3 separate regions of the Homo sapiens genome follow, and regions 1 and 2 are each linked to region 3. Evidence: chromatin loops called from intact Hi-C (ENCODE). Cell type or tissue: PC-3. All regions are shown on one strand.

Region 1 (8,000 bases), 92 kb after region 3:
GATGCAGGAACAAATAAATGACTTAAAGTTGGAATTTATATTTAAACAGGAAGCAGAGCACAAAAGTTTGGAAAAGTTGCAGCCTGGTTATGTGCCAAAGAAAGAAAAGTGTTTTTCTGGAGAGGAATTCAAGCAGGCTGTAGTGCTACCACTTACTAGAGATATTTGCATAATTACAAAGGAGCCAAGTGCTAATAGCCAAGACAATGAGGAAAAGGCCTCAAGAATATTTCAGAGACCTTCACGGCAGCCCCTCCCATCACAGGCCCAGAAGCCTAGCAGGAAAGAACAGTTTCCTGGACCATGCCCGGGGCCCTGCTGCCCCTGTGCAGCCTTAGGACAACACTGTCCACATACCTGCTATTCCGACTGCAGCCTTGGCTCAAAGGGGCTCAGGTATAGCTCAGGCTGCTGCTCTGGATGGTGCAAGCCATAAGCCTTGGTGGCTTCCAATGGTGTTAAGCCTGCTGGTTCACAGAGTGCAAGAGTGGTGGATTCTTGGTAACCTCTGCCTAGATTTCAAAGGATGTATGAAAAAGCCTGGGTGTCCAGGCAGATTCCTGCTACAGCATGGAGCCCCCACAGAGAAACTCTAGTAGGACAGTGTGGAGGGGAAATATGGGATTGGAGGCTTCACACAGAGTCCCCACTGGGGCACTGCCTAGTAGAGCTGTGAAAAGGCCATCTCTCTCCAGATGGTACTCTATGCCTAGAAAAGTTACAAGAACTCTGCAACAACCTATGAGAGCAGCTACCAGGACTGCACCATGCAAAGCCACAGGGGTGGAGTTGTCCAAGGCCTTGGTAGCCCACCCCTTGGACCAGTGTGCCCTGGATGTAGGATATGGAGTCAAAGGAGATTATTTTGGATTTTTAAGATTTAATGACTACCCTGTTGGGTTTCATACTTGCATGAGGCCTGTAGCCCATTTATTTTGACCAATTTCTCCCTTTTGAAATGGGAATGTTTACTCAATGCCTATACCCCCATTGCATCTTGGAAGCAGATAACTTTTTAAAAAACAATTTTACAGGTTCATAGGTGCAAGGGATTTGCCTTGTCTCAGATGAGACTTTGGAGTTTTGAGCAAATACTGGAATGAGTTAAGACTTAAGAGGGTCTGTTGGGAAGACATAATTATATTTTGCAATGTGAGAAGGATATGAGATTTGGGGGAGGCCAGGGATGGAATGATATAGTTTGGCTATGTGGTCCCACCCAAATCTCATATTGAATTGTAATACCCATTGCTGGAGGTGGGCCTTGGTGAGAGGTGTTTGGATCACGGAGGCAGATTCCTTATGGCCTGGTGCTGTCTTTGTGATAGTATGATAGTGAGTGGTCATGAGAGCTGGTCATTTGAAAGTATCTGGCACCTCCCTGCTCTGCATTTGCTCCTGCTTTTGACACATGATATGCCTGCTCCCTCTTCACCTTTTGCCATGATTGGAAGCTTCCTGAGGCAACCCCCAGAAACAGATGCCACAGTGCTTCTTGTGCAGCCTGCAGAACCATGAGACGATGAAACCCCTATTCTTACAAGTAACGCAGTCTTAGATATTTCTTTACAGCAATGCAAGAATGGCCTAATACAGTTCCTAGTGTCTACAGCTGTCCTCGTGCTCTGGTGTGTTGGGAAAGCTGGTCGCTTGCATGCAGTCTTTTGATTCCCACTTAACGCTATAAAAATGGGTCTTGTTCCTGGAACACTTCCTTGCCAAAAGACAAAAAGCCTACAGGGCTGAGCATGGTGTCTCATGCCTGTAATCCCGCACTTTGGGAGGCCGAGGCAGGTGGATCACCTGAGGTCAGAAGTTCAAGATCAGCCTGGCCAACATGGTGAAACCCTGTCTCTACAAAAATACAAAAAAAAAAAAAAATTAGCTTGGCGTGATGGCAGATGCCTGCAATCCCAGCTACTCAGGAGGCTGAGGCAGGGGAATCCCTTGAACCTGGGAGGTGGAGTCTGAAGTGAGCCGAGATTGCACCACTGCGTTCCAGCCTGGGAAAGAGAGAGAGACTCCGTCCAAAAAAAAAAAAAAAAAAAAAAGGCCTATATAATCAGTGCCAGGTTTATCATCTTGTGTAGGGATGCATTACCTGTTTGAAGCTCAGTGTGTGCCTAAGATTGTAAGTCAATGGCTCTCAGGCAAGACGTGCTCCTAGCTTTCAGTATCTCAGACTCCATGGGTGATGGGGAGGGGTCCTTTTACTGTGGCTCCAGAAGGGTGTGCATAGTCTCATTGCCTTGTGTGGCAACCTGGGGACCCGCTAGCTATGAGGGATGGGCACACGCTGTTGGAGCTGATCTCACCTTGTCTCTTCTGATGTGAGTAAAAGCATTGCTCCATCCTGTGCTTGATGCTGTTGTGTTTCCCTTGGCAACTCTGTTACCAAGATGCAGTGGGCAAAAGTGTTTGGACTTTTATTCCTAATGCTGGCATTGGGATGAGCTTTGTTATCCTCCAGGAAGTGGGAGTCCTCCTCTGGTATTGAGAACCTGGCACAGTGTTGTACACACCATGGAGTGAGGTATTTGAATAAAGCAACTGAAAATGGACACGAGGAACACATAATTACATATGTGAGTTTCGAATTCTGTTCAGAAGGCAACTGGATGAAGCAGGTGCCTAATGCAGAGAGCGAACCCCTCTCTCTTTTTTCCTTTTTTTTCAGACACGGTCTCACTCTCTTGCCCAGGTTGGAGTGTAGTGACATGATCTCGGCTCACTGCAACCTCCGCCTCCCAGATTCAAGTGATTCTCCTGCCTTAGCCTCCCGGAGTACCTGGGATTACAGGCGTGGACCACCACGCCCAGCTAACTTTTGTATTTTTAGTAGAGATGGGGTTGCACCATGTTGGCCAGGCTGGTCTCCAACTCCTGACCTCAGGTGATCTGCCTGACTCGGCCTCCCAAAGTGCTGGGATTACAGGCATCAGCCACTGCTTCCAGCCCACAGAACACCTCTCTCTAGTGAAAGAGCTTAGATTCTCTCCAAGAAGAAGCTATCAATCAGATTAGGCTTTAAGATGAACAGCATTTGAAGTACTTCTCACTGACAGGCTGGATAGCAGATGTAAGAAGCAAAAGAGGTGGATTTGAAAAAAACGAATAGAGAAGACACAGTGATGTGTCTAGTTGACTGAAACATAGCTACACAATGATATTCACATGGAATTGCTTGAAGGATAGCATAGCTAAATATGGCTGAAGTAATGCATATATACATCATGTATTAAGCAGTTATTGTATTCCATTTTGAAGAAATGGTTTTGATCTGTTTAACAGAATGATCAAAGAGCGATGCATATAATTTGTTTCTCAGTCTATTCACAGTCATAATATAGACGAGTGAGACACTGGGAATGTCCATATTTCCTCTTATGCAAAAGCTATGCTCTATCCCGAGTACTCCACACAGAGCATACAAACAGACAGCCAATACTCTGGGCAAAATAACTTTACTTGTATATCAAGACTTTTGTGATAGTTCATTCCTACTTCCACATTCTGCTATAAAAAATAAGAAATTCTAGAAAGACATGAAATTTTCAACATGATTCATTGTCATTCATTTATTTATTCAAAATATTTATTAGGCGGCAACTATTCTAGCTGCAGGGCTGTGATCCTTTATCAATGATAGGGTGTGGAATAATGTGTTTTTTTATTATTCATCACTTGAGAATGTGTCAGTTAGGCAAGAGACTTTGAGAAAAATCCACTGTATCAGATAAAACACTGGAGGAGGATATTTTAAATCAGTTGTTGATGTAGTAAAATAGGGCTTCTTAAAATATGGGAAAAAATACATTTCCCACATCATGCCATTAAAAGTTTTAAAAATAATGAATACTTTTCTTTGAACTCTCTGGAGTGCTTGCATCACGTGTATTGATATTTAAGAATATTGTGTGAATCATACATAGGATGTTGAGAAACATTGCTCCTCACTGACGTTTTATGAATTGGAGATTCCTATTCCTTATTAGGTTGGCTTGGAGAAGAAAACTAGAATAATTAAGGCCAGGTGCGGTGGCTCACGCCTGTAATCCCAGCACTTTGGGAGGCCAAGGTAGGTGGATCACCTGAGGTCAGGAGTTCGAAATTAGCCTGGCCAACATGGTGAAACCCAGTCTCTACTAAAAATACAAAAAATTAGCAGGGCCTGGTGGCATTTGCCTGTAATTCCAGCTACTTGGGAGGCTGAGGCAGGAGGATCACTTGAACCCAGGAGATGGAGAATACAGTGAGCTAAGATCGCACAACTGCACTCCAGCCTGGGCAACAAGAGTGAAACTCTGTCTCAAAAAAAAAAAAAAGCTAGAATAATTCAAAAAAGCAGTTTTGTTTTCTTTAAATTAGAAATTGGATGAACAAGGTTAATATATCCCAATGCAAGTGAAAGGTGGACCTGAGATACGTGTTGTCCTCTTTTGCTATAGAACTGAGAGGAGCAGCAAGAAGTGTGGAAAGCAGAAAAGACAATTTCTATCCACCTGAAGGCACAGATCTGAATGAGACAACCTAGCTGTGGGGTTTTAGAAAGATAGCCCTAGCATATGTTAACAGGAAATGGGACTATTATTGTGTCAAATGACATTTTGCTTCCTTATGTATAGGTAATAATGCTGCCTGTAGGTACATTTGAAAGTAGCTTTTATACCCATGTTATTATAATGGACTGATGATTTTATGCTTATCTTTTTTGAAACAGTGTCATCTCAGAATAGCATGAAAGGCAGCGCCCAAAAGCAGTTCCTCACAGTTCTATACAAATTAATGTAGAATAAAGTAGAACCATCCTGAATATGAGAAAACAATCAATTAAAATAGAACTTAAATTTTTTTCATATGAAAGATACTGATTGAAAATATAAAATAAATTTATTGGTAGCACAATATTAAAGATAAAACTTACCTATAATTTTTGACGAATTTTTGGCTCTTTTCATGAATTCAGAAGCATGACAGGTCTGAACTTTGTGTTCTTCAAGTTCACCAGGATGAGCTATCAGAGTTTGTATAGCAAATATAATTACTCACGTGAAAAATTATAGAAACAGAATCAGGAAATCAAGCTGGAGGAGTGCAGTAGACTGAACTGCTCTAGGTGTTCCTCAGTGGAATCCATGGTGTCATTACCTGGCAGAGTAAGATGAGTGGCAGCCATGTCTGCACCTGCCATACTCAGCCACAGCCACAGTCCTTCCCATAGTCACAGCCACAGCCAAGCCGCAGCCCAGGCCACCAGAAAGATGGCTGTAGTAGGACATGGTGTTCAGAAGTGGATGTTTCAGTTGTGGATCAGGGAATTATTTTTCTCAGTTTGAATGTCACCATCTGCAAATGAAATTTTATACATCTTCAATAGTGTATGAGGCCGTTTGGTTTCATATTTCAGAGAAAGCTGCATAATAAAACTTGACGAAATTTATTTCAGTAAGTACAGATATCCTTATAAAAATGTAACTATTTTGTCTGAAACTCAATAATAATGTTACATGCCCTTAATTAGAAGATGCTTCCTGTGTCTTGGTGATCTTCTCACTCTTGTTTGTTATTAAAGTCTAGACTCAGGTTCCTTAAAATGTTAACAATATGCAAGCCCTCTGATCCAGATTTTTTTCTTTACTTCTAATGATTTCTACTGGTGAGTCAAATATGCAAACAGAAACTGGAAGTATATTTATTTGAGTGAGGAAGTGATACAAGTGGAAAGTTATCTGAAGTAAAATATCTTGTAAATTACACAATTTCTTTCCTTGGGGTAAATAACTTTTCATCCCAAATAATATTTTATATTGATTATTAACAGTGAACTGACCACATTTACAATAAAATGCTAATATAAAGTCACATATGTTTTTTTTTATCTTGAGAGTCTTATTTATTTGTTAGCATGATTTTGCTTCTATGTCAGATCACTGTAAACATTTATTTAGAAATCGAAGTATTGGTGTGAGATCTCCCACATCTCACCTCTCGGGTTCCCGTATTTTCACATTTGTTTTGATGTTCTCTTTGGACTTCTCCAGGAAAGCGTTTTTGAGACAGTGGAAAATAAATATATGAAATAGGGTAGTGGATCCATATAGCAGTCACCTGGGGGAATAAGGAGTATTTGTTGTAAACAAGTAAGGACACACATCTGAGGACTAAGATAAGTACTTAGTACATACATCTAAGTAAACACACATCTAAGTGCTAAGCTTGACCTAGAGGACTTCCTGTTCCAACTTTTAGCTTAAATATTTACATTTAATAATTTGGTGCTTTTTCTGACAAACTTAAAACCAATAGATGTTGTTATTTAAAAAAAATAAAACATACAGTGGATCTCTTATTGCCTAAACAAGATCACATACTAATCTGCAGTAACAAGCAAGTGGACATACATAAATATATATGTACATTTTAAAAGGTGCTTATATATTAAAAAGAATTTTATTATGATGTTTTGATATAACTGACCTGAGATGTTCATTATAGTACTATGCTGGTTACCAATATTGTTTGCCAAACTTGATGGACTCTAGTGGTAATAAAGATGAATAGTTGCTTTGTTTTCACTATTCTCCCCTTCTTTGAATATAATAGTTCTTTTTTTATGCTGGGCATGATCAACTTAGGAAAAAAATCCTCTAAATTTCCCAAGCTTCTTTGAAACCCACTCTAGTCATGTGATGAAGTTCTGAACAATGCATAAAATTTAAGGTATAATATGACGGCTTTCTGGATCCTTCCTTAAGATTCAAGTTGCATGGAGTCTATCATCTTCTTTGTATATTTCTTGGTCCTCTTCCCTAGGACACAAATGCCACCATCTTTGACTATGAAGATGAAGGTTACATCTTATGAATGATGAAGCAATGATTTAGAATGAGTCTGGGTCACTGAGGACTAGAAACCAGCTAGAGATGACTTAAATCCAGACTTTGATTATGTGAAAGAGAAATACATTCTTAAAATGTACACTATTTCTATCACTTGCAATAAATTCTACTCCTATCTAATACAACAATATAGAAAAAGGAATGAGAAAATTCTGCTAGGAACCAAATTTTAGACAGTGTTTCCACTTAAAAATTAAATATATCCCTGGGAACGATGGCAGCAAATATAAGAAAAGAAAAGCCATGGGCTATATTATTCTCTTTTAAAAGAATCTCGTTTATGCTATACAGATTAATTGCCCCTAGAAAGTGAATTTTAAGTAGGGTTAGTCACTTGAGTTCTTATATTTGAGATATTGAAGACTTTGTCACTTTTCTTTTAAAATTCTTGTTGGAATATGTATCTATTATTTGAACCATACTTTTTAAAACCAACACACAGAGAGTCAAAGAGCATAGTGTTATTTCCTAATTAAATAACTCCCATATTTGAGGATTTAAACCAAAATATTTCAGGCATGCTTCTGTCTCAAGTAACGTACCACCAAGAAATAATGGTGGATAGGATTAGTTTGTTTGGAGTAATGATTTTAAAACTCTTCGATCATAAAAGAACTTACTGAGGATCTTGAAAAGCCATTCTTTATGTGTTATATTTACTGATATTCATCTTTTTAAAATTAAAATTGATGATTTTAAAATATGAGTTAATCAATTTCAAAATAACAGTCATAATTTCATATTTTTAGAAACATAATTTTTTTAGAGCAAAAACTTCTTAGGAATAGTGGAATGTTTTACATGTTTGGTCAATCTCTTTAATGTCTCGCTTAATGGAAGACAGTTTCTCATATCTGATTTAGCTTTTAGTCTGTTGTGATAACATGCATATATCTGGAAAATTCCACCGTTCATTCATGAATGTATGGCAGTAAAAATGAAAAATGTATTATGAAAATAATTTTGCCCTTATCGAGACCTCAAAAGGGTCTTTGGTTCCCACATGCGTCCCTAGACCACACCTTGAGAAAATTTGGTCGAGAGCAGAGATCTTCAAACTTGTGAGATGAGAAAACCATACTGTAAATATTTTGAACCTGC
Region 2 (8,000 bases), 210 kb after region 3:
GTGGCATTCAATGATATGCTTTCTTTTTACAATCATCATCATCCTCATGACACTAAAGCTTTTTACAATTGCAAATGGAAAATAAATGGCTGGATATAATCAAGAAATGGGTCCCTCTGCACTTTGCAGCTTTAATTGATGACAGTCATCATTCATCCAAAAGACTTATTGTTTTGTTTTGTTTTGGTAAAGTAGATTTTAAATCAATTACCATTCACCAGAAAGCAATTCTTTCTTTTTTTTAAAAATTTTACTTTAAGTTCCAGGATATATGTGCAGAATGTGCAGGATTATAACATAGGTATACATATGCCATAGTGGTTTGTGGCACCTATCAACCTGTCATCTAGGTCTTAAATCCCACATGCATTAGGTATTTGTCCTAATGCTATCCCTCCCCTTTCCTCCCACCCCCTGACAGGCCCCCGTGTGTGTTGCTTCCCTCCCTGTGTCCATGTGTTCTCATTGTTCAACCCCCACTTGTGAGTGAGAACAATGCAGTGTTTGGTTTTCTGCTCCTGTGTTAGTTTGCTGAGAATAATGGCTTTCGGCTTCATCCATGTCGCTGGAAAGGACATGATCTCATTATTTTTTATGGCTGCATAATATTCTATGGTTTATATGTACCACATTTTCTTCATCCAGTCTATCATTGATGGGCATTTGGATTGGTTCCAAGTCTTTGCTATTAAGTAGTGCTGCAATAAACATACGTGTGCATGTGTCTTTATAGTAGAATGATTTATAATCCTTTGGGTATACACCCAGTAATGGGGTTGCTGGGTCAAATGGTATTACTGGTTCTAGATCCTTCAGGAATCACCACACTGTTCTCCACAATGGTTGAAATAATTTACACTCCCACCAACAGTGTGAAAGTGTTCCTATTTCTCCACACTCTCGCCAGCATCTATTGTTTCCTGATTTTTTAATAATCGCCATTTTGACAGGTGGGAGGTGGTATCTCATAATGATTTTTATACGCATTTCTCTAATGATAAGTGATGATGAGCTTTTTTTCATATGTTTGTTGGCCGCATAAATGTCTTCTTTGGAGAAGTGTCTGTTCATATCCTTTGCCCACTTCTTGATGGGGTTGTTTGTTTTTTTCTCGTAAATTTGTTTAAGTTACTTGTAGATTATGGATATTAGACATTTGTCAGATGGGTAGACTGCAAAAAATTTCTCCCACTGCCTGTTCACTCTGATTCTAGTTTCTTTTGCTGTGAGGAAACTCTTTAGTTTAACTATACCCCGTTTGTCAAGTTTGGCTTTGGTTGCAATTGCTTTTGGTGTTTTAGTCATGAAGTTTTTGCCCATGTCTCTGTCCTGAATGGTATTGCCTATGTTTCCTGCTAGGCAAATAACTTAGAAGCAAGAGCAAACCAATTTAAAAGCTACCAGAAGACAAGAAATAACTAAGATCAGAGCAGAACTGAAGGAGATAGAGACACAAAAATCCCATGAAAAAAATCAATGAATCCAGGAGCTGGTTTTTTGAAAAAAAATTAACAAATTAGATATTCCACTAGCTAGACTAATAAAGAAGAAAAGAGAGAAGAATCAAATCGACACAATAAAAAATGATAAAGGGGATATCACCACTGATCTCACATAAATACAAACTGCAATCAGAGAATACAATAAAAACCTCTACACAAATAAACTAAAAAATCTAGAAGAAATGGATATATTCCTATACACACACATGCTCTCAAAACTTAACTAGGAAGAAGTTAAATCCCTGAAAAGACCAATAACAACTTCTGAAATTGCGGCAGTAATTAATAGTCTACCAACCAAAAAAAGCCCAGAACCAGATGGATTCACAGCCAAATTCTACAAGAGGTACAGAGAAGAGCTGGTTCCATTCCTTCTGAAATTATTCCAAACAATAGAAAAAGAAAGACTCCTCCATAACTCATTTTATGAGGCCAGCAGCATCCCGATACCAAACCTGGCAGAGACATAACAAAAAAAAAAAATTTCAGGCCATTATCCCTGATGAACATCGATGCAAAAATCCTCAACAAAATACTGGCAAACTGAATCTAGCAGCACATCAAAAAGCTTATCCACCATGATCAAGTCGGCTTCATCCATGGGATGCAAGGCTGGTTCACCATATGCAAGTCAATAAACGTAATCTGTCACATAAACAGAACCAATGACAAAAACCACATGATTATCTCAATAGATGTAGAAAAAGTCTTCGATAAAATTCAACATCCCTTCATGTTAAAAACTCTTAACAAACTAGGTATTGATGGAACATATCTCAAAATAATAAGAGCTATTTGTGAGATACCCATAGCCAATATCATACTGAATGGACAAAAGCTGGAAGAATTCCCTTTGAAAACCAGCACAAAACAAGGATGCCCTCTCTCACTGCTCCTATTTGACATAGTATTGGAAGTTCTGGCCAGGGCAATCAGGCAAGATAAAGAAATAAAGGCTACTTAAATAGGAATAGAGGAAGTCAAATTGTCTCTCTTTGCAAATGACATGATTCTGTATTTAGAAAACCCCATCGTCTCAGCCCCAAAACTCCTTAAGCTGATAAACAACTTTAGCAAAGTCTCAAGATCGAAAATCATTGTGCAAAAATCACAAGCATTCCTATACACCAACAACAGACAAGCAGAGAGCCAAATCGTAAATGAAATCCCATTCACAACTGCTACAAAATGAAGAAAATAGCTAGGATTACAACTTACAAGGGACGTGAAGGACCTCTTCAAGGAAAACTACAAACCAGTACTCAAGGAAACAAGAGAGGACACAAAGAAATGGAAAAACATTCCATGCTCATGATAGGAAGTATCAATATCATGAAAATAGCCATACTGCCCAAAGTAACTTATAGATTCAATGCTATTCCCATCAAGCTACCATTGACTTTCTCAGCAGAATTGGAAAAAACTACTTTAAGCTTCATATGGAACCAGAAATGAGCCTGCATAGCTAAGACAATCCTAAGCAAAAAGAACAAAGCTGGAGACATCACGCTACCTGACTTTAAACTATACTACAAGGCTACAGCAACCAAAATAGCATGGTACTGGTACCAAAACAGATATACACACTAATAGAACAAAACCCAGACCTCAGAAATAACACCACACATCTACAACCATCTGATCTTCAACAAACCTGACAAAAACAAGCAATGGGGAAAGGATTCCCTATTTAATAAATGATGCTTGGAAAACTGGCTAGCCATTTGCAGAAACTGAAACTGGACCCCTTCCTGGGGAAATTCAATAATACAAGGACAAAAGAAGTGAGAGCTGGACCAAACGTTAGATTATTACAGATTGTACCGTGCTGCCCCCTATAGTACAGGTGAGGAAATGCCGAACAGTTAAGTGATGCCTAGAGTTAAAATCTAAGTGTCAGAATCAAGACCAGAAAGCAGTTCACCTGAACCTAATGCTCTAGTCCATCATTCTGAGTCTCTTTCACTGCATAATTCCAAATCTGAATGCCATCTGGAAAGTTCTTGTAATAATACTGTGGATGGTTTCAATTTTGGAGCAGAGTATATGGAGACTAATTTCATCTCTTAGATTAACTATGTTTTGTTGCTGTTGTTTTTAAAATTTTTCTTGTTAACTTTTATTTTGTTATATATAATACATTTCTGAATTGCTAACTTAGCTTTACTTGAAGGCAAAAACAGAACAAATAAGCTCAATTCTCAAGATTATTTATTTTTATGAGAAATACTTGGGTTTGTTTATGCAATGTAAAGATGAAATATGAACAAACAACTCAGACAAATCTTGTTATTTCTCTCTTTAGATGCTGTACCTTCACAGGGGAGGGCAAGGTAGATAAATTTTGGTAATTTCATTAAAGGAATTTTGACCCTATAACTGAATTTCAGATGAAACTGCTCTATTCTCATACAGGTAAATATCCTCCCAGCCTGAGTAAAAGTATTAAAAATTTGCAATTAAAAGAAAGATCAGTATAATTATAATGAGAAAAAGCACTTGTGGCATTGCTGGTATAATTCAATATTAACATATTTTTGTAACTTACATTTTTATATATTATTAGTTTGTGTCTGAGTTAAACGAAGTCTTTGGAATTTATAACAAAAGCTTTCTTTCTTTCCAGGTAAAAGTTACTACTTATCCCAAGTAAGAACATATTTTCTTCTTCCTTATCCATTATCATAAAGTTATTAAGCATATATTCCAAAGTAAACTTCCTAAAAGTGAAAAGAAGGAGAAAATATAAAACATCATTGTTCTATCAACTTTGGGTCTAATCGACTTTGAGTCTAACAATCTCTTTCAGCATAAAACCAATATCACTACAAATGAATATATGTCTTCATTTTACAATGGATGCTTTCATTTTACTATTTGTTCACTTCGAAAAAAGGACAAAATATTTGTTCTATATATTTTGTATATAAAATATGTAGATTTATATATTTTATTTTAGTATTAATCATTTACTGCTTACGATCATTAATTGGTCTTGTGGAAAATTATCACATAGTCTATTTCTTTAAAACATTCTAATTCTTATTTGGCTATTGAGGTTTTCCATTTATATCTTGTTTGGTTTTATATCTCAGATGTATGCATTGTTTATGCATCCCAAACAAAAATTAGCTATTAAACACTCTTACATTATCAGGCTGATTTATATGGACAAACTGTGGTATCCTTAATATAGTTATTTGTGATTTTGAGTTATTTGTGATTTTATGGCTTCAAAAGGACTCACTGAGAACTCAGCTTATTGACTGTTTCAAGTTCAGATGAGAAATAAGAATGAACCAATATTTGGATAAAAGAAATGTAGCAAATATTGGATTAAATCCTACTCTATAAATGGAAAGACTTATTGAGCTATTTTTCTGTCTTAAAAAGGTAGCTCACTAAGGCGTAGTCAGGGTTGTGCACAGATTGTGGTTGCTGTGGCAGTTACTGTCAATTTACTTAGAATTTCTTCAATAAACAATTTTTAATTCCCTAGTCTGTTGCTTAGAAGAACTGAAGCATTCCTTTTAGGAAATTTATGTTTGATAAAATACTTATAAATCTCACAAAAACTCACCAGCATGTTCAAAGTCATGTAAATTAAATGAATTTTTAGTTGTCGAAGCCAAGAGACAGGTGCTGCATGGAGATTAATCAAGAGTGGTCTCAATGTTGTATCTGTTTCACTAATTCAACAAAGTCAGCTGAGGAACTCTATGAAGCCCAGGGCAAATTTCTTTACATATGTTTCTCTATTCTGTGCCATTTCACCATGGTGCCTTTATTTTGAAAACTTTGAAGACAATTTCTATTTTAGGATACCTTTTAAATTTCAGAAAGCCATAGGAGTTGGAGTACATTTTAAAAAACCCATCCCCTCAAGTATTTATCTGTTGAGTTAACAAACAGTCTAATTTTACTCAAGACATTTTAAAATGTACAATTAAGTTGTTATTGACTATAGTCACTCTATTGTGCTATCAAATAGTAGGTCTTATTCATTATTTCTAAGTATTTTTGCTGGGGTGGGGAGTTGAGGATGTTTAGTAAGTACAAAAAATAGAAAGCTTTAAAAATGATATTTTAATGAACTATTAACAGATCAGTAGGCAGTGGTTAGAAATTACCTCAGAATAAATGAGTACAGGATAGACATAGAAGAACATCAGAATCACGCCTGTAATCCTAGCACTTTGCGGGGCCGAGGCGGGCAGATCACGAGATCAGGAGATCAAGACCATTCTGGCTAACATGGTGAAACCCCGTCTGTACTAAAAATCCAAAAAAAATAGCCAGGCGTGGTGGCGGGCGCCTGTAGTCCCAGCTACTGGGGAGGTTGAGGCAGGAGAATGGCGTGAACCCGGGAGGCGGAGCTTGTAGTAAGCCGAGATGGTGCCACTGCACTCCAGACTGGGCGACAGAGTGAGACTCCGTCTCAAAAAACAAACAAACAAAAAAATCAGGAAAGATGTTACAGTGAATACAAAGAGGAGATAGAAAAAAAAAAGCGTTGAGATAAGTCGATGGAAGACAGAGGGAATGTATGCAATAAACTTCTACCTGGCTGTTTCTATAGACATTAAGAAAATGGGAAGAAGAATAAAAGCTGAAATGAGAAAGGAAATAGAGGTCATATATACACTACTGAAAAATGATAAAGAAAGAAAGTAATTGACTAGAATGTGCAAAACAGAGGCAGATGCAATCTGCAATTTTACCAGGACTTTGAATAAAACCAATTATAAAGGAGAGTTTTAGGACTTGAATGGAAAACTAAAGTGCTACTCTGATAAGTCTGCGTAGGAGATGGATTTTGTGCCCTCAATTTCTGAAATTAATTCTTATGTATTTTGCAACCAAAAGGTTCTGAAGCTGGTGTGCAAAGTCAAAAATAGTATAAAAGTTATTGTGAATAAAATGCTAAAAATCAGCATACACTCTCTTTTTTTGAGTCCTTTGGCGATTGTACACAGCAGGGCATTAAAATCATTTTGATTTCAAATGTTTTCCTGTATTGTGCATATAGGCACTTTCTGAAGACCTCACCTTGATAAATAAGTTTGCTTTTTAAAACTATAGATTTAACATCTGTAAATTGAAAAAACAGCTGTAAATTTAGTTGAATATGAAGTTATCAGTTTGGAAGATGACGGACAAAGGAAATTATTCATTATAAAAGGAATACCATAAAGTGTAGATGATGTAATACACCTGGTAATAGGCAATTCTGTTGAGCATTTGGAATGTGCATATTTTGAACAGTAAGCCCTTTCTTTTCATAAAAGCAAAGCAGTAAGTTCAATCGTGTCCTGAATAAGACATTAAGTAAGCTGAAATATTTTAATGAGAATGAGGGCATCTCCCTACATCAGAAGACAATAGATAAATGAGTTGTAACATCAAACGTAATACAAATAACTATAGCAAAGGAGGGTATACAGATGACTCATCACACGCTCTGACCAGGGTATATAAGCCTCCTACACATGCTGGTGTTCACACTCAGGATCTTGCCTTGAGCAGCATACCAACTCACCACTCCTGACACCATGAACTACTACGGCAACTACTATGGAGGCCTGGGCTACGGCTACGGAGGCTTCGATGACCTGGGCTATGGCTATGGCTGTGGATGTGGCAGCTTCCGCAGACTGGGCTATGGCGGTGGCTACGGAGGCTACGGATACGGCTCTGGCTTCGGAGGCTATGGATACCGCAGCTGCCGTCCATCATGCTATGGAGGATATGGATTCTCTGGATTTTATTGAAATCCTTCCCTGACAACCTAACATGAGGGGACATAAGAAGATCACCCAAACCTGACTGCAATAACAAACAAACGAGGTCACCCTGGATCAAGCCAAGATCAAGAGCAGTTAGCATCTAAGAGGTTTAAGAATACCTATCATTCCATAATTCTTTGCTTTATGTCTCTGGATGTGTCTTACTTGTACCTTTATAACTGTGGGGTTTCTCTGTTCCTTTTAGAATAAATTATGCTAACTGAAAGCAAATACACGACTTTTGTTTTTTGCTTGACTCAAAATGGCAAAGTGGTTATTTGTAATTATATCCAGTGAAAAAAGAACAAACTACTATACATATAGAAGTATATTATATATAACAAAATAATTTTGTATATACATGCACCTATCTATATAGCTGTATGTATGTGTGTGCATGTATATATTCACATTCAAAGGTCACAGTTGACCCTTGAATAATGTAGGGGTTAGCAGTACTGATTCCCCCATGCAGTTGAAAATCCACATATAACTTTTGACTCTCCAGAAACCTAACTACTGGTAGCCGACTGTTGACTGGAAGCCTCACTGATAACATAAACAGTTGATTAACACATACTTTGTGTTTTATATGCATTATATACTGTATTCTTACAATAAAGTAAATAAGAGAAAAGAAAATGTTATGAAAATAATAAGGAAGAGAATTTATATTTACTGTTTGTTAAGTGGAAGCGACTCATCATAAAGG
Region 3 (8,000 bases):
GTCAACACCAATTTGGGGCATGTTTTACCCCCTTGAAAGCCAGACCACTATGTAGATTAGTTGATCCTTAGCTTCTTAGAAATTTCTTCTTAACTTTCAATAACTCTTTTTCTCTTTATCTTTTCTACTCTACATAAAACTTGAGTTATTTAATTGTCAGTATCCACCACATATTTAATATTAAATAAATATGTACCTGTTAATTAGATATACTTCTAAATATACAAAATGAAGAAAGGAAGTGGAATGATATCATCCTTAGTGTAGAATAGTAGATTATTATCAGCCAAAGAAAAGGGAGGAGGAGAGAGAATCACTGAAACATTTTTTTTTTTTTTCGAGATGGAGTCTCGCTCTGTCACCCAGGCTGGAGTGCAGTGGCGCGATCTTGGCTCACTGCAACCTCCGCCTCCCAGGTTCAAGTGATTCTCCTGCTTCAGCCTCCCAAGTAGCTGGGATTGAGGCACCCGCCACCGCGCCTGGCTAATTTTTGTATTTTTAGTAGAGACGGGGTTTCACCATGTTGGCCAGGCTGGTCTCGAACTCCTGACCTTATAATCCACCCGCCTTGGCTACACACACACACACACACACACACACACGAACACAATGATTCTAATTCTAATTCCGTCGGCCTTTTCTCAAACATTCTCATAGACAGTTCTGTCACTTTTTTTGGGATTCTGGTTAATATGAACTCCTTAGGAGACTTTGCCTAACATTCCACTTGAAATAGAAATGACATTCTTACACTATTTCCCTGTTCATCACCTTGCATCTACTTCTCCTCTTCCTCCTCTTCTCCCTTCTCCTCCTCCTTCTACTTCTCCTCATATCTTTCTCTCTCTCAAAATCAAAGTCAAAAATCAGTTGTTTTTTTCTTCAGTTATATTTGTTACATAATTATAAAATTATTTAAGAAAGCCCGGTGACAGAGTGAGACTCATCTAAAAAAAAAAAAAATTCCTGACTCCATTCCTGTGGTGGCGAAGGAATTGCTCTATGAGACTGCTATGTATGATAAAGTGAGTCTAGGACTATTTATATGGGGATATCAAACAATTCTCCTCTATGGCAAAGTGTAGTCACAACATTTCTCTTTCTTAAAAAGCACAGGCTTTGGGGCAACAGAGAGTGACATTAGATGCCAATGTTCCCATTCCTAGCTGTGCATGTGTCAGAAAACTTCTTAATCTTCATATTTCATAAGTCTCCTCTTCCATTCAAACAAAAAGGTTATAAACACTGATGTCAGAGGACTGTTGCCATAGTTAATGAGATAGTATACTTAGCATGTAGCATGATACGTAATAATAGGATTTTGTTTTTGTTGGCAAATGACTCCTTATGTATGTTGTTTTGCAGCAAACAATGTAATGCTTCATCTATGCTAACTTTTGAGAGGTAGCAGCCTCCAAATTAAGTCATCTGATTTTATTATTCTTTCCTTTTTTTTTTTTTTTTTTGGTCTCATGCTTTTGTTGGAATTCATGGAGTACATAAAAATTACTAGAGCAACCGAACTCTAAGGATTTCCCTGTTTTTATTTAGCTCTTACTTTTTTTTTTTTTTTTTTTCTCTTTCTGAGACAGAGTCTTGCTCTGTCACCCAGGCTGGAGTGCAGTGGTGTGATCTCCGCTCACTGCAACCTCTGCCTCTCGGGTTCAAGCAATTCTCCTGCCTCAGCCTCCTGAGTAGCTGGGATTACAGGCACCTGCCACCATGCCAGGCTAATTTTTGTATTTTTGTTAGAGACAGTTTCCCCATGTTTGGCCAGGGTGGTCTCGAACTCCTGACTTTTAGTGATCTGCCTGCCTCTGCCTCCCAAAGTGCTGGAATTACAGGTGTGAGCCACCACACCTGGCCTGTTTTTACTTAGTTCTAAATATACAGATACTTAGAAGCATGTGTGAGATTTTAAATTTTAGTAGTTAGAAATTACTTGGAGTTATTTTGGTTTTCTTATTTAAAAAATAATATATATCAAAATAATATGTATATTCATTTTACTTAAGAACAAAAAGGATAACATCATCTCACACTACATATGTGCTGTATCATCTTCACTCATAGGCTTCATGTAGTCCTCTAACCTCTACTGAACTCTATTTGAGAACTTCATCATAGAAAAAGTAATAACTTTAGAATCTTGACTGCAAAGCAGAGTGTGACATACTGGAGTATACCGTTACATTGCTTGAGTGATTTTTTAAAATAATTACTGTATTTTTTGAGTATTTTGCAATAGTGTTTTCAAATTAAAGCCCAACAAAATGGTGAAATGCCTCTGAGAAAATGGATTATACAAAAACGAGGCCAGGCATGGTGGTTCACGCCTGTAATCCCAGCACTTTGGGAGGTCAAGGCGGATGGATCACAAGGTCAGGAGTTCAAGACCAGCCTGGCCAACATGATGAAACCCAGTCTCTACTAAAAATACAAAAATTAGCTGGGCATGGTGGTGGTGCCTGTAGTCCCGGCTACTGGGGAGGCTGAGGCAGGATAATCGCTTGAACCCAGGAGGTGGAGCTTGCAGTAAGCCGAGATCACACCATTGCATTCCAGCCTGGGCGACAGAGCATGACTCCGTCTCAAAAAAAAAAAAAAAAAAAAGAAAGAAACATTTCATTACCATTTGAGATTATTTACCAATGCAAGATCAGAAATATGGTCCTTTTAAACTCTAAATCATTACAAATAATCTTCACTCTCAACAACAGCAACGACCAAAAGTAGACAAGGTGATTGCACTCCATTGTCGATAAAATCAACTTAAGGCTATGTTGTCTTACATCATTTTTCCTTGATATTTGTATTCACTAGAAACTACGAATATGTAAAATAAGAATTTGATGTATAGAATTATCATCTATCAATTAGAATATCAAATTTTCCTGTGAAATCAAACAACAATAATACAAACTTCAATTTTAAATAGAAAATGTAATGTTAACAGTTTATAAATGGAAACAAATTTGCTGGTTGCTGTGTTATCCATAGTGTAACTTCAGTTATACAGCAATGAAAATGCTGCAATAAAAAGTATCTGCTTTTCTTGCTGGTGAATCATATACATTGCACTTTTCAAGGAGGAAACAGTATTTTCAAATGGGAATAGAAGTAAATATCAGCTAAGGTAAGAAAATACATAGTTAAAGCCCATCCCACGCCCACCATTGTCTGTTAAAATTCCACACATATTTTTCCAATTGTGTACCAAGAATCTAAGTAACGCAAAGTGATGCAAAACCTAAATGGTTTAGGTCATCATATATTAATATAAATTACACAGTTAATTCATACATTATTACAATCAACTGTGATGACTTGGTTATGAATGTTCTTTTAATAAGATAATAGGAAAAACATTACTGTGGTGGAGGCAAAGTAGAAAGGAAAATGGTAAATAGAATCAGAAATTTGTATTCACCATTATCTTCACTTTCCTCTCCTTCACTGACTTTTTATTTCAAAGAACAGAGTGCCTAACTCTCTTTTTCTAAAATGTCCTTTCTAGTTAGATGGTTTATCAAAGGGAACACCACATAGGAAACACAGGGATATATATTCCAGGCCACAAATTTTCTCCCTGGAAAATTTATGTCTGTGGATCCCTGTTCTCTTCTTTTCCCTTTGTATGAGTCAGCTGTAACTTACTGCACTTTTGGTGTTCTTTCGACTCATGCCCCCTTCTTAGGACAGATGGCATGTTCCCGCACTCTCTAGCATCAGAGAATTATGGCCTCCTCTTCAGCTAGAGGGCAGTAAAAAGTCACTCCAAGGGACAAATGATAGAAGAGTTGACTCAAAACAAAACGAGACCTCAGCTTTTAACTATACTATATGGGAATGAAAATCAAACAACCAAAACCAAACAGACAAATTCAATTAACCTTATATCCTTTTTCAGTCCAGACTGACATAGTTGAAGGTCATCTTCTTCCACAGAGGATCTGTTGCTTGAGGTACAACCACATGGAGATGCTAATTCTATCATTATTACGTTTTCATAAGATTTAAGGCCCTCCAAGTCAGAAATGATCTAACAAGCTGACTTATGAGAACTTGGCAGAAAAGTAATTTAAAAAAGATGTGATAGTAGTCTTCAAATCTCAAAAGGTATTAACGAAAATAAAATGAATTACTTAAGAGAAACTTTGAGATGGCCTTAAATGTCATTCCCTCAAAGCGTTCTTTATATAAGTCAATTTAGATAATGACCACTTGAATGTTCCGCCCAAAGCTGAACAGTTGGTTTGTGGTAGAGAGACGAGGAAAAGTTACAAACAGGAACTGAATGCTTATGGTAAGCACTAGGAAAACAAACAGGTATAAGACATGGAACTGATCATTCAAGACAGCACAGTGCACTGGCAAAATTGGAATCTGTATCTACAACTCAAATGTCATGGGGGCAATGCTAAAACTGCAAGTAATCTTTATGATTCACACATGCCAAGAAGACCACACAGAAGTTTGGAGTCAGAGCCATAAATTGTAATAAACTATTTCCCTGAAAATTCTCATCTGCATTCTCTCTAGAGAACTTTAGAGGGCTGATTGAGGATGCAAGCGCATGGGGTCCTGGACATCTCTAGCTTTCATTGTACCCATTATGTATCTTTAAATAATCGAAGTGATTCCCACCATTAGTAAAATCCATACTTTGTTTTTTTATTTATTTTCAGTTTTTATGGATACATAATAGTTATACATATTTATAGTTGCATGTGATATTTTGATCCATGAATACTATGTGTAATGATCAAATCAGGGTAGTTGGAATATCCATCACTTGAAACATTTATTATTACTTTGTGTTGAGATTATTCCGATTTCACTCTTCTAGCTATTTCGAAATATAAAATAAATAATTGTTAACTATAATTGCCCTATTTTCCTATCAAATGCTAGATCTTATTCCTTCTATCTAACTGTATCTTTGTACTCATTGTCCAACCCTTCTTTATCCTTCCTCTCCAGCGCTGTTCTCAGTCTCTGGTAGCCATCATTGAACTCTTGAGATCAATTATTTTAGCTCCTACTTATGGGTGAGAACATGCTCTTTTTGTATTTTTGTGTCTGGCTTATTTTATGTATCATAATGTCCTCCAATTCCATCCATATTATTACAAATGCTAGGATTTATTTATTTTCTTTTTCTTATCTTTTTTTTTCGGTTTTCTTTCTTTTTTTAAATTGGGTCTTTCTCAGTTACCTAGGCTGGAGTGCATTGGGACTATCACAGCTCATTGCAGCCTCGATCTCCTGGGTTCAAGTGATCCTCCTGTGCCTCAGCCTCCCAAGCGGCTGGAACTACAAGCATGCATCACTGTTTTTTTTTTTTTGGAGAGACAGGGTCTCTCTCTGTGTTGCCTAGGCTGGTCTCAAACTCCTAGGCTTAGGCAATCCATTCATCAATTTTGATGGACACTTAGTTTTATTCAATATTTTAATTATTATAAATAGTGCTGCAATAAACATGGGAGTGCAGATATCTCTTGGCTATATGAACTTCCTTTCTTTTGGATATATACCTAGCAGTGGGATTGCTGTAATTTATGGCAGTTTTATTTTTGTTTTTTTGAGACACCTCCACACTTTTTCCCATAGTAGCTATGCTAATTTACATTCTTCACAGAAATAGAAACATAATCCTAAAATTTATATAGAACCATAAAAGATCCAGAATAGCCAAAGCAATTCTTAGCAACAACAACAACAACAAACAAACAAAAAAACAAAACAAAGCTGAAGGCTTTACATTACTTGACTTCAAATTATACTACAAAGCCATAGTAACTAAAACAGCACGGTAGTGTCATAAAAACAGACACATTGAACAACGGAACAAAGTTGAAAAACCAGAAATAAATTCATGAATGTAATCTAAGAATTTATAGTCAATGTATTTTTGACAAAAATGTCAAGAACATACATTGGGGAAAGGACAGAGTATTCAAAAGTATATACTTTGACTTACTTTCTGGGAAAAAATGTAGCTGTTTTACTGGCTTTCATAGTTTCATTCTTTAGTATCTTGTTGTATACACAAAATATACTTATGTAAAGGCAGTCTAAGACCAAAAACTCAAGGAACTTCTGCGAGAATCCAACAAAAAGAATAAAATATAAACATTAAAATTTTGCCTCACACATTTTATAGGTTTGAATTAGGCTTTACACAACTTCTAATATTGATTTTATATTGCGTAATGCAAAACCAAATTGCCACTTCAGGTAAAGAAAGTGGAGGAATAAACATCTGTAAAAAAACAGTGTAAAAAATAGTGTAAAAATAGTGTAAAAAATAGCTAATAGAAAATTTCATCTGTAAATTTATTATAATTTACATCTCATCAGATGTAATGCTTATACTTCAAAGGTAACATCAAAATCCATAAATTTTTGCTAGTGATGGTCATGAAAGACTTTGTCATTACATTAGCCCATGATGTGGTTTTGAAATCCATTGGCTAAGTTGTGTAGGCCAAGTATGGAGTGCAGAAATCTTTGCTGAAGCTAGGAATTTAGCATAATTCTGCTATCTTCTTTGAGACCTTGCTAACTTTTTAGTGTCCTGGAGTGGTACATAGCTTCTTGCTGCTCCAGGGACAGAACTCATGCTTCTTTCTTTGTAAGGGCGTTAGGTGAAACTTCTCTCTGTTTCTTTTTTACTCTTTTGTATTCCTACTCTGCTCCCTCAACAATATTAAAACCCTTTATTCTCTCTATTTTCAAGACACTTAGATTTTAACAAATAAATATGCTCCATCTAAATTTTCTCCTATGTGACTGTTTTTGATGAGGGAAGGTACAATATAGAAAGAACAAACCAAACACATTTCCTATAACTTTTCTTGCCCAGTGCCCTTCCTCAGACACTGCAGAGTGCCTGGGAGGTTGTGGGGTACTGGCAAATAGCAGTGGTTCTATAAAAAGTAAAGGTGCTAACAGTCAATGATCTCGGATTTTCACTGAGCAAATCCTGTTTAATTAGAAAATCTATACACTTCTTCAGGGAGACTGTGTAACATGTCTCCTCATGTGCTGAGCGACAACATTGACCTCCTCCTTCTCAGTCTGTCTGTTCACCTTTCACGGTATTGCCTGTCAACACCCTGTGGGCCACACGTGAGGCCATGTCACCAGCTGTGCATTCTGTCAAATATTCTTTTAAGAAAGTAAATGGATAAAGAACACATCTGAATGGCAACTTTTTTTTTTTTTACAGATGTTTATTCCTCCACTTTCTTTACCTGAAGAAATCCTTCTCATGAATTAGGATTTAATTATCTTTATTGGTATTTTTCACCTATTTTTAGTTTTCTGGTTTCATAGTATCCCATGAACATGCCTATTATATTACCTAACCTTTTTGTATTCTTTCCTTCTCTTCTTCTTTTCTCGTCCCCTTCTTGCCTCTCCTTTCCCTTCCCCTCCTCTTTCCTCTCCTCCTCTTCCTCTCCTCTCCCCTTCGTTTCCTGATATAGTTTGGCTGTGTCCCCACCCAAATCTCTATTGAATTGTAGCTCTCATAATTCCCAAGTGTCATAGGAGAAACCTGGTGGAGGTAGTTGAATCATGAGGGTGGGTTTTTCCCATGCTGTTCTCATGATAGTGAATAACACTCATGAGATCTGATGGAATTCCCCTAGAGGCAAGCTGTCTCTTGCCTGCTGTCATGGAAGACGTGACTTTGCTCCTCATTGACCTTCTGACACGATTGTGAGACCTCCCCAGCTGTCTGTAACTGTGAGTCAATTAAACCTCTTTCCTTTATAAATTACCCAGTCTTGGGTATGTCTTTATTAGCAGTCTGAGAATGGACTAATACATTTCCCTTCTCTTTTACTTGCATGCACATACTTGTTTCCCTTACAGCATGATAGCACGCCTCATGGACACAATGTGAAGAGTATGGTAATATATGATTTATATTTGTTAAATGAAACACTGAACATGTTAGTAACTGGATAAAATGGGCAAAATAAGCAATT

Evidence for each region. Hi-C counts contacts between places; a loop is a spot of excess contacts. Peaks named below come from ENCODE experiments on the same cell type or tissue, not always from the same donor. Only the 100,000 strongest peaks of a DNase experiment are listed, where the experiment ranks them.
Region 1: a loop joins it to region 3, with 8 times the contacts of the local background. A loop is called at or near these places in 1 of 110 quality-filtered maps.
Region 2: it touches region 3 in a loop (9-fold over the local background); 1 of 110 quality-filtered maps calls a loop at or near these places.

What each region holds. Positions count from the first base shown.
Region 1 is chr21:30,617,937-30,625,936 of GRCh38, reverse strand. KRTAP20-4 (keratin associated protein 20-4) reads right to left here and starts at 5,310. Exons shown (of 1, transcript NM_001350977.1): 1 at 5,087-5,310. The coding sequence starts at 5,279. The coding sequence ends at 5,145. In PC-3, no CTCF peak of the experiment used is centred here; DNase peaks (open chromatin) are centred at 3,676, 3,926 and 5,656; H3K4me3 peaks cover 1,109 bases; H3K27ac peaks cover 4,425 bases.
Region 2 is chr21:30,501,145-30,509,144 of GRCh38, reverse strand. KRTAP19-5 (keratin associated protein 19-5) reads left to right here and starts at 7,004. Exons shown (of 1, transcript NM_181611.3): 1 at 7,004-7,488. The coding sequence starts at 7,055. The coding sequence ends at 7,273. In PC-3, CTCF peaks have their summits at 3,144 and 3,348; a DNase peak (open chromatin) is centred at 3,334.
Region 3 is chr21:30,710,364-30,718,363 of GRCh38, reverse strand. All of the region lies in intron 2 of LOC105372773 (a long non-coding RNA gene), which reads left to right. Among named protein-coding and RNA genes, the nearest start is that of KRTAP21-3, 4.4 kb to the left of the region's middle. In PC-3, a CTCF peak has its summit at 3,761; DNase peaks (open chromatin) are centred at 3,163 and 3,713; H3K27ac peaks cover 2,941 bases.